Linked DNA regions of Homo sapiens: region 2 is linked to region 1. The links are chromatin contacts, found by Hi-C or POLR2A ChIA-PET in ENCODE. All regions are on one chromosome and are shown on one strand. The core of a region is the stretch at or near the end of the contact, and the rest is flanking DNA. Distances in the headings are between cores, read along the strand shown. Region 1 has its middle 62 kb from the start of MIR4786. Region 2 has its middle 14 kb from the start of MIR4786.

The links. A loop is a pair of places that touch in the nucleus more often than their neighbours do. ChIA-PET counts read pairs that join two places held with the same protein, here RNA polymerase II (POLR2A). Pooled maps may share reads with other maps.
Region 2: a map of endothelial cell of umbilical vein shows a loop between it and region 1 (9-fold over the local background). The contact joins two enhancer-like sites. A Hi-C loop is called at or near these places in 2 of 168 maps with a recorded cell type or tissue (CD14-positive monocyte and endothelial cell of umbilical vein) and 2 of 50 pooled maps. POLR2A ChIA-PET finds 5 or more read pairs at or near these places in 4 of 52 experiments (A673, K562, WTC11 and 1 more).

The regions. Positions count from the first base shown.
Region 1 is chr2:239,878,762-239,884,042 of GRCh38, forward strand. No RefSeq gene overlaps it. Among named protein-coding and RNA genes, the nearest start is that of MIR4786, 62 kb to the right of the region's middle. Within about 2 kb of position 2,355, at least 8 of the 41 ENCODE cell types and tissues checked have a DNase peak (open chromatin) inside an H3K27ac peak, as active enhancers do.
Region 2 is chr2:239,926,047-239,932,028 of GRCh38, forward strand. It overlaps a transcript of NDUFA10 not described here. Among named protein-coding and RNA genes, the nearest start is that of MIR4786, 14 kb to the right of the region's middle. RefSeq lists a silencer at 2,858-3,079. Within about 2 kb of position 1,710, at least 3 of the 41 ENCODE cell types and tissues checked have a DNase peak (open chromatin) inside an H3K27ac peak, as active enhancers do.

The DNA.
Region 1 (5,281 bases), core at 1,105-3,604:
GGCTCTCTGCTTAGGGTCTCACAAGGCCAAAATCAAGATGTGGCAGGGCTGCCTTCTGTGAGGAGGTTTGGGGCAGAATCCCTGTCCGTCTCATTAGGGATGTTGGTCATTTGTTGCCTTGCGTCTGTTTGACTGAGGTCCCGTTTCTTGCTTGCTGTCAGCTGGGGCTGCTTCTGATCTGTGGAGGCTGCCTGCAGCTTCTCGGCTCATTGTCTCCTTAGCCAGGTGTTAAAGCAAACTAAATATGGCCTGTGATGGACTCCGTACTTCTATATTTGAGTCCTTGTGAATGAACTGTAACCTGGCTTAAAAGTCAGACAAAAGGCTGGATGCAGTGGCTCAGGCCTGTAATCCCAGCACTTTGGGAGGCCGAGATGGGCAGATCACGAGGTCAAAAGATGGAGAGCATCCTGCCTAACATGGTGAAACCCCATCTCTACTAAAAAATACAAAAATTAGCCGGGCGTGGTGGCAGGTGCCTGTAGTCCCAGCTACTCGGGAGGCTGAGGCAGGAGAATGGCGTGAACCTGGGAGGCAAAGGTTGCCGTGAGCCAAGATCGTGCCACTGCACTGCACTCCAGCCTGGGCGACAGAGCAAGACTCCGTCTCAAAAAAAAAAAAAAAAAAAAAAAAAAAGTCAGACAAGATTGAAAACTTAATTTAGGAGTATGTGCCTGCCTGAAACAATAGCTGAGTCTTGGCCAATCCCAGTGGCCACACTTCATAGACTGCTGAGTGTTCAAACTGTGTTCAAATAATGCAAACAACGAGCTACAACCAGTCCAGCCGTTCTGCACCTCACTACAAATTTCTGTACGTCATTTCCCTTTTTTTATCTATAAATCTTCCACCATGTGGCTGCGCGGGAGTCTGTGAATCTGCTGTGATTCTGGGGGCTGCCCGATCCGCAAATTGTTCATTGCTCAATTAAACTCTTTTAAATTTAATTTGGCTGAAGTTTTTCTTTTATTACAGGCCACAGCGCAGCTTCCTCCAGGCTGCAGGAGCACAGGTCTCTGACCCTGAGTCCCTCCTTTCCCCTGTCTCTCACCCCTCAAATCAGATGTGAAGGGCTCAGGCGATTTCAATCAGCACCCAAATAGTTGCCCTCTTGGTGAACTCGAAGCCAGCTGATTAGTGACTTTAATTACATTTGTGAAAAATCTTCACTGCCATGTCATGTATCACACAGGGTCTGCCACATCCCAGGGGAGGAAATAATCCAAGGCAGGTACAACAGGGGGTGGAAATCCTTGGGCCACTTTAGAATTCTGCGTACCATAAATGTGTAAAAAGATGAAACTTTCTACAAGAGAAAGGAAGGTCACTCTGAGCTGCATTTTTGTTCAGGAACAGAGAACTCATTGAAACCCACAGGCAGAGCTTGTGCAAAGGGAGAGAGCAGAGAGAACGGCCAATCAGTGGAAAGTTACTCTTCCTGCTTGGAGGAGATATTTTCCTCTATTTTAAAGGCAGCTGTGATGTGATAAACACAAGAGAAGAGCAGCCCCACCCCCCCACCCCATGCACTGATTTCCAGGAGTGGGGCCATGAGCTGGGGGCCCCTGCTGCTCCTGCACCCCTCACCTGTGGTCCCCTGGGGGTTAGGTGACCTGCTGGGTCAGACACCAGCTCTCAGGGAGCCGCAACTCCTGGCATAGGTGCAATGTCTTGGAGTGACAGCAGATTTTTTCAGGCCTAGCTCTGAACTCTCCAAACACAAATCCTCCTAGAAGTCAGCACCCCTCAGTGCCTCACCCTGGAGCTTTGCCACATCACCATTTATTAAGAGAGGGATGCATCTGCCCTGCACACCCTGATGGGACAATTTCCACCCCACCAGCAAGGGGACATCAGTGTGTCCCCCCAGGGCCCTACTGGAGCACCCACCAAGAGGCCCCAAGTGCCCCTGGGGAGAGGGACCTTCAGGAACTCGTCACCTCTCACTGTGCCCCTCTGCTACTCACCGGTCACTCCCCAGAGCCCATCACAGTGACCCAGCACTCCTGAAATGTGAGTTCAATGCTTCAAACTTTCTGCAATACTGACTCTTCAGGCGGATGGTTCATGGTCCCTGAATTCATGATCAGTTATTAAAAATAATAAAATACTTCATCTGTAGGGTGCTTGTGGCTCCCAAAGTGTTTCCTAAGGGTGTACTACCCGAAATCAAAACAAGAAGGGCCCAAATCGTGGGCTCTAATGCTTCCCCAGTGCCCACCCCCCAGCATTCCAACCAGACACAGAAGCCACCAGAAGCATGATCTTAACAAGCAGCATGCCAGCAGGGTTCCCCTAGCTCACAGAGCCCTGCAACCCCAGAACCTGCTTGGAGACCCAGAGGGCAGCCCAGACGCCACCTCCAGCTTTCCCACCTCCATCTGGGCCGCCCTCCCAGCAATCTCGAGTCCTGGGGATCAGGGACCATCTTATTCCTCTTTGCAGGCCCAGGACCTGCCTGTGCCCAGCACAGTACATCTTTGTGGGATAAATGACAGGAGTAATGCATTCACTCTCAAAGCCTGAAGATTATCGAAACAGCCAGGGTCGGGAAGAGAAAAAGGTGAGCACGCAACGCATGGAGGGAGGGAAGCCAGGGCTGAGGGACACCTGGCGTGGACCCTGGGGAACCCGGCCTCCCTCCTGCCCACTGCCCTGCCCCACCAGGGCCTTGCACTTGAGGGTCCGGGGTCTCTCAAGCCCTGTGACCCTGTGCGGGAGCACTCTGTTCCTGTCTTCAATCTTTTTGTGTTTTTAATGCATATCTCTCTCATTCAGTCTCTTGTTTTCTTTTCCCCTAAACCCAGTGGTACAAAAACCAAGGGGGGTGAGATTGTATCTCTGTTTGTTTTGATGGATTGAACATTTTCTTTCCTTGTTCTACATTTTTCAGATTTCTGGGGATTGTTTTCCACCTCTTGATGTTATCTGGGCTCTGGCCAACAGCAACACACACTCTGCCGGTGCCTGAGGGCGGAGTGCGGAAGCAGGGGGCTCAACTTTTGGCTAAATTTAGCTTCTCTTGGGCAGATTTATCTCCATTAATCATAACCAAGCGGAGTTGCTGGAAACTGTGCTTCCCTCGATCCAGCCGCCTGCGTGAATAAGTACTTCCATCCCAGAGAGGATTTCCTGGAGCGAATGCCAATAGTCTCCCTAAACAGCCAGGCAAGCCACAGCAAACAAACAAAAACAACCAAAAACAAAAGGAGCAGCAGCAGCTGGCACAGAGGCGGGTGCTCAGCCTTGTTTTATCCGCAGGTCCCGCACCAAGCAAGTGGAGAAACACACGAGGCTCCCTCAGGCTGGATCCCTGTGTCCCAAGACAGCCAGAGAAGGGGACGGGGACACTGCCCAGCTGTGGGCACCTGCACTTGGAGGTCACCCCACCACCGCCTGGGAAAGCCTCGAAGCCTCATAGCACAGGGGTGGCCAGAGTACTCCCTGAACTGCGAGTCTGGTTAGTTCTTGGTGGTGGGCACAGGTGAGTGACATCTACCTTCCGCACTTGTCTCTGTGTGTGAGATACTTGGTTATTGGAAAAAAATGAAATCTGTGAGTCTTTGGATCCCTGTTTGGCCCAGGAACAGGCCACCCTCTTCTTTACTGAGTCAATGCTAAAGTCACTGTTGACCCAAAGCATAGGGATGAGCGGGAGACGTTTCAGACTCCAACAGGTGCTCCATCTGGTGGCGACTTCAGGAACATCTTCCAAGTCAAGGTGGCAGGTGTGCACCTGTGGGCTCCTTCTTGAAGGCCCGTCCTGCAGGCACCCATCCAGGAAGGAAGGCTGAGGAACTGCAGGGAGCTGAGGGCTGGGCATGACCACAGACCATGATGGTTTTTCTGGGTGCATCATTCAACCACTATTTCCGAGAGCCTGCCCTGGTCCAGGCACTATGTGCTGGCAATCCAAAGAGGGGCTGTGGGCTGGGGTCTGAGTGTCAGACAGCAGCTGAGTAGAAGGTTTTAATCAGCGTTTTCCAGCACGTGAACTGTAAGACTTGCAGGCAGAGAGCTTCCTGTCTCCTGAAGGATTGAAACAAGAGCTTGGGGTCAATTGGAAGAGGGTGGGAGGTGGCTCTGCTATCCTGGGAGCCCACAATATCCAGTCTGGACCACTGGGTCCTCTGAGGTCCAGGAAAGATGGCATCGAGCCAAGCTCTGTTTCTCATACTCTATGGAGGACCACTGGATGAGCAGATTGTGACAAGGGCTGGCAGGAGGCCCACTAAGTGCTGGTGGGACTGGGGGAGGTCAACTCTGCCCTCAGGCTGGGGCCTTATCTGAGGAGCAGGTGCTGCTGGTGATGCCTGGAGCCCACCAACATACCTGGTACCCGGGATCAACGTCCTCTCACCTGAGTCACTCTGAGGTGCACGTCCCTGTGCTGAGCCTCAGTATCCTCAGCTGCAGAAGGGGCAGATAGACAAGAAGAACTCTAGGGCCCTCCTCCCCAGCTCTGTGACTCCATGAGTAACACACATGTATGACAGACGCATGACAGGCCTGACACTGCTGCCCCCTCCATATGGCACACAAACCTACCTCTCGGGCATCCCAGGGCTTCCTGGCAATGCCCTTCCGTGTGCAGCCAGGAACAAAGAGGCTCAGGACCTGGGTGGGACAGAGCCCAGGGGACAAGCAGATGCTCGGTGCTCCATGGATTGTGGGGCCAGCAAGGTGTGGCAACCGACAGAGGGGCTCCTGCCACTGTGTCTGTTCCCTGATAGTCCAGTTCCTCCCTGGTCAGCAGCCCTGGATCGGGGGCATCTGAAGTAGGATGGACACCCAGTACCCGGTCACATTTACTGTCCAATTTGCCAGGGCAAGCTGTTTGCCTGGGAGTCCATCCCTGCTTTGGGAGCCTCCCCAGAGCTGGACACACAGCCCCAACCCAGGACCCCAACCCCACTGAGGGTGGCAGCCACACAGAGGACCAGGCAGGTTCACAGCAGCACATGCTGGAAGTGAGGAAAGCCCCTTGTGCAGTCATCAAAGCTAAGCAGGGAGGTCGTGCTGGCGTGAAGATGATTTTACAATAAGATCTCTAGGACGATCGCCCACCAGCTGCCCCACCAGGCCGTAAAAACCCACTCCCACTGCAATGCTAAGCAAAAGTATTTCCCCACAATAGAACAGACACCACCCTCTGCCCTGCTGGCAGTCACCAGGAGAGAGGCACTGTCCTGAGCAGGGAGAATTCAGCATGAATAGCCTGGCTTCATCATTACATAGAAAGAGGGGATTCAGGAAGGCCGTGTCCAGACTTGGGGGCCTA
Region 2 (5,982 bases), core at 460-2,959, 47 kb after region 1:
TGTAAGGTGGTACCCCACTCTGGGAAACATTTTGGAGTCTCTGATAAAAAATTAAACATACACTTACCCTACGATCCAGCAATTACACTTCTGGGCATTTACACCAGAGGAATGAAACTTTCTGTCTACACAAAAACTTGTATATCAATGTTCATAGCGGCTTTATTCATAATTGTCAAAATCTGGAAACGATGTCAATTTCCTTCAATGGGTGAATGGTTAAACAAACTGTGGTACACTGGTAATGTGAGCTCAGCAATAAACAGAAAAAACTAGCATACAATGCTTCAGTCAACAACAGACCAAATATGCTACAGTGGTCCCATGAGACTATAATGAAGCTGAAGAAATCCTATCCCCTAGTGACACTGTAGCCAGCATATGTCATAGCTTGTCTGTGATGAGGCTGGTGTAAGCAAACCTACTGTGTGCCAGTCATATACAAGTCTAGCACATGCAATTATGTACAGTACATAATACTGATGAAAATAACTGACGATATTTCTGGATTATATTTTTAGTACACTATACTTTTTATCATAATTTTGGAGTGTACTCCTCCTACTTATAAAAAAAAATAGATACCTGTAAAACAGCCTCAGATAAGTCCTTCAGGAGGTATTCAGAAGAAGGCATCATTACCACAGGGGAGAACAATTCCATGTGTGCTACTGCTCCTGAAGACCTTCCAGTGGGACAGGAGGTGGAGGTGGAAGACAGTGACGTCATATTAGTCTGTCCTCATGCTGCTAATAAAGACGTACCCGAGACCGGGTAATTCATAAAGGAAAGAGGTTTAATGGACTCACAGTTCCACATGGCTGGGGAGGCCTCACAATCATGGTGGAGAGCGAAGGGGAAGCAAGACACGTCTTACATGGTGGCAGGCAAGAAAGTGTGTGCAGGGGAGCTTCTCTTTATAAAACCACCAGATCCCATGAGACTGATTCACTGTGACAAGAACAGCATGGGAAAGATCCACCCCCACGATTCAACGGCCTCCCACCAGGTCCCTCCCACAACACATGGGGATTATGGGAGCTACAATTCAAGATGAGACTTGGGTGGGGACACAGTTATACCCTATCAGACATGGATGATCCTGACCGTATGTAGACCTAGGCTAATGTGTGCATTTGTGCCTTAGTATTTTTTTAAAGTTTTAAAAGTTAAAAAAGTAATAGAATAAAGCTTATAGAATAAGGATATGAAGAAAGAATATAGAGCTGTAACATGTATTTTAAGGTAAATGTTATTATAAAAGAGTCAGAAAGTTAAAAAATATCAAAAAGTGTATGAAGTAAAAGACTTAGAGTAAGCTAAGGTTAGCTTACTGAAGAAAGAAAACTTTTAACGATAAATTGAGTTTAGCCTAAGTGTGCAATGTCTATAAAGTCTGCAGCAGTGCACAGTCATGTCCCAGGCCCTCACGTTCACTCCCCACCCACTGGCTGACTCACCGACCTAACGGTGCAGTCCTCAGGATGTATCCCCGTCATTACACAAAGCATGACTGTATTGCCACTCTCACAGCCTGGAGGGGGCTCAAGGGCATTAGGCTGAATTTTAAAAGTTAATCTCTAAAGGTCACATGCCGCACAATTCCATTTATACAAAATTCTCAAAATGACAAAATCACAGAGCTGCAGAACAGCTTCCTGGTTGCCAGGGTTAGGGGTGGGGCAAGGGGAGGAGCCTGGGTGGCGACTGGGGACAGCCTGAGGGAGATTCACACGATGACATCAGCGTGGCAGCCGCCACAGGTGGCAAAATTCTATAAAACCACATGGAACAACAAATGAGTGTGAGGAAAGCTGGCAAAAACTCGGCAAGGCTGGTGGGCCCATCACTGTCAGGTCCCTGGTACCCCAATACGGTGGCTGTGGGGGTGCTGGGCAAGGACACAGGGGACTTCTGCATGCTGCGTTTGCAATTTCTTGTGCATGTGTAGTCATCAAATTAAAAGTTAAAAGCAAAGACACAAAACACCAGTACCCAGGTAAAGAGCGACTGAAGTCAAGAAGGGCCCTCCCATCCCACATGGGAAAACAGCAGACCCCAGCACAGCCCCCACCACAAACGCGAGTAAGGAGCAGAAGGTCTGTACAAAGATTCCAGGACTTTAAAAAAAAAATAACAAAAGAAGAAAACAAATGTAACAGAAAAAAAAAGGCAGGTACCAATGCCACTTTGAAGGCATAATTGTTCCATAACAGAAGAAAATGTATACCTCAACTGCTTTCATGTTTTCCAAGAAATAAAGGAGCACATGAATTCCATGAATCATGACTAAAGAAAAGAAGGCAAAAGACAAGATGAAATACAGAGCTGGAAAGAGAACACAAAGAGGAAAAAGGAAAACCACTTGCGATCTGAAAATTACTTCTATTGTGATTATTATTCTGTGAAGTCAGTTCCTCATGGCAGGAAATCCCCCGAATCCACGCCAGACTCCTCGGCCCTGGCCCACCGCGAGCCGCTGCTGGGTTTAATGCAGTTCCTGTCTCCCACCCTGGAGCTGTGACAGCGACATCTCGTTTCCAACTATGCTCTCCCCACAGGTGACCTCATCCAGGGCCCTGGGGGACACTCTCACCTGTGATTCCCAAGCTGTCTCCAAGCCCTGCCTCACCTGCTCCAGAGGCACCCAGCCAACCACCGGACATCCCGCTCCAGGTCCCTCTGTGCAAGGATGTCAGACCCTTCCGCGTTCCCTGCAGCGTCCCTTCCAAACAGGTGGTATCCGTGTTCCAAGCAGCCCAGGCCCAACCTCGGAGCCTGTGTGGTTGCTCCTTCACCCCACTCCTCCCATCAGCGGATCCTCCGCGAATCCTCCCAGCCTTGACTCCGAAACGCTTTGTCTCCCATCGCCCCGCGGCCACCCGGATCCCACTCCCGAGGTCAGGAGCCCCCGACTCTTCCTCCTGCACCTACTCCTGTCTCTGTCCAGTGCTCCCCACTGGCGCCCGGTGAGCTGAAGACAAGAACCAAAGCAGGCTTGAACCCCCTCCCGTGCCTTCCCACTGCTCTTTAAAAATGAAGAGAACGCTGCATCTGGCTAACGAGATCGTAACAAGATCGCCACCCGGCGTCTCCAAAGCCGGGATGCAGCCACCCAGGCGAGACGCTGCCCTGACACTGCAGTGATGTGCGTGCTTGGCACCAACCGGTGGCCTGGCTGCTGCCCTGGAGACAGGGACAATGGCTGCATCAGCCACCCATGGGTTACGGAGGACGGTACCGGGCAGAGACGCAGACACCGATGACTGAGTTGTCGAAGGTGGTTGAGAATGGGAAGGAGGGGCCAGGGTCTCACGAGGCCATTTCTCTTGTGGTCTCAGGTCTCACTCCTGAGCCTCCATAAAAAGGAAAAAATGAGTCAAAAAGAGCTCTTGCAAGGAATGCAAAATAAGCCATGGCAGTGTTTCCTCACCTCTCAACGTTATTTAATCAGTGGTGATTTTCCTTCTTGTGGGAGGCTAGTGCACCTCACAAGCCCGGGAAGTGCGGCAGCCCTTGCTGCTCCAGCAAGCTGCCCTGCTCCTCCGCCGGCCCTGCTTCTCCACCAGCCCTGCTCCTCCACTGCTCTTGCTCCTCCACCGCCCCTGCTTCTCCACCACCCCTGCTCCTCCACTGCCCCTGCTCCTCCACTGCTCTTGCTCCTCCGCCGGCCCTGCTTCTCCACCAGCCCTGCTTCTCCACTGCTCTTGCTCCTCCACTGCCCCTGCTTCTCCACCAGCCCTGCTCCTCCACTGCCCCTGCTCCTCCACTGCTCTTGCTCCTCCGCCGGCCCTGCTCTCCCACTGCCCCTGCTCCTCAGCCAGCCCTGCTCCTCCACTGCCCCTGCTCCTCCACCAGTCCTGCTCCTCCACTGCCCCTGCTCCTCCACTGCCCCTGCTCCTCCGCTGCCCCTGCTTCTCCACCGCCCCTGCTCCTCAGCCAGTCCTGCTTCTCAACTGCCCCTGCTCCTCCACCAGTCCTGCTCCTCCACTGCCCCTGCTCCTCCGCTGCCCCTGCTTCTCCACCGCCCCTGCTCCTCAGCCAGTCCTGCTTCTCAACTGCCCCTGCTCCTCCACCAGTCCTGCTCCTCCACTGCCCCTGCTCCTCCGCTGCCCCTGCTTCTCCACCGCCCCTGCTCCTCCACCAGCCCTGCTTCTCCACTGCCCCTGCTCCTCAGCCAGCCCTGCTTCTCCACCGCCCCTAGTCCTCCGCCAGCCCTGCTTCTCCACCACCCCTGCTCCTCTGCCACCCCTGCTCCTCCATTGCCCCTGCTCTGACCTTTGCCATGACCTTCACATCCCCTGCAAATTTCCTCCTTCAGCCGTGCATGCAGATCATCTCCCAGGATGCCCTCCTCAGAGACCTTTCCTGACCCCGTCCCCATGGATCCCGTCCTGATCGCCACTTCGCCGAGAGAAATGACCAGGTCACACCAAGCAGAAAGACGGTCCTGCCTGTCTGCAGGCAGTGGCTCCAGTCCCTCTGCACCCCGCTGTCCGCAGCCTCTGCTGACCCTGCCTGCCGCCCCCAAAGAGCTCTACAGACTCACAGGTGGCACCCGGCCAATCAGTGGTGAGCACCAGGAAGGAAAGGTACACAGGGCGGGGTTGTGGGAAACAGGGAGGTGGAAGGCAAGGATGCACCGGGAGCCGGACCAGAGGGCGTGCAGAAGAGTTCCTGGCAGGGGAACAGCAGGCATGGAGGCCCCGGTGGATGGGTACAGCGAGCTCAGGAGGAGGGGCAGGGTCCAGGAGGGGTGTGGCAGGGAGGGAGGTCAGGAGGCCGCAGGGTCCTGGTGGACGGGTACAGCATGCCCAGGAGGGGGGGCAGGGTCCAGGAGGGGTGTGGCAGGGAGGGAGGTCAGGAGGCCGCAGGGTCCTGGTGGACGGGTACAGCATGCCCAGGAGGGGGGGCAGGGTCCAGGAGGGGTGTGGCAGGGAGGGAGGTCAGGGGGCAGTAGGGCCCTGTGGAGAATGGCGTTTAGCTTTTTAGGGCCGTGGGAGCCTCGGAGGGTTTTGAGCAGAGCAGTGACTTGATTTGCTAAATTGAGTGCTTCTGGTCCCATTGGCTTTTCCCTGTGAGCATCTGAACAGCAACTTTCACCCTGGCCACAGGCATGAGCTCTTTGGGGCAGACCGGCTTAATCCACATGATGTAGTCTCTCTCACTTCTGCAGAAATCAAGGTGTCTGCAGGGCTGCAGGAAAGAAGCTGTTCCGGGCCTCTCTGGAGGTGCCCAGCACCCCTGGCATGCAGGCACCTCGCTCCAGCCCCTGCCCGTCCTCACACAGCCCCCTCCCTCTCCTTCGATGACACTTGTCATTGGATGAGGATGTGCCCGAAAGCCAGGATGAGCTCATCTCAGTATCCTTAACTAACATATCTGCAAAGATCCCTTTTCCAAATGAGGTCACATTCACAAGTCCCAGGTGGACACGTTCTGGGGACACCACTCGCCTCGCCACAGCGTCTTTCCACCAAGCGGGGTCTCCTCGCCACAGCGTCTTTCCCCCAAGCAGGGTCTCCACCTGCACTGTGCCCTCCAGATCTCCAAGCGCCCAAACCAGTGCTTGGCACACAGCAGGTGCCCAGTCAGTGTTTACTCAGTGAATGAATACAAGCTCAGCAAGATGAGAAGGCTGGCCCACAGGCCATAGCGGCCCCCAAGCTGTAACGTCCTGTGAGAAGACAGCTGCCCTGGGGCTCCCCAAGAGCCTCCATCCCTCTGGACAAATCACACTCACAGTACTGGGCTCTGAAGAGCCGCCCTTCATCTGCACCTCTGCTTTTTTTTTTTTTTTTTTTTTTGAGACGGAGTCTCGCTCTGTGGCCCAGGCTGGAGTGCAGTGGTGCGATCTCGGCTCACTGCAAGCTCCGCCTCCCGGGTTCACGCCATTCTCCTGCCTCAGCCTCCCAAGTAGCTGGGACCACAGGCGCCCATCACCACGCCCAGCTATTTTTTGTATTTTTAGTAGAGACGGGG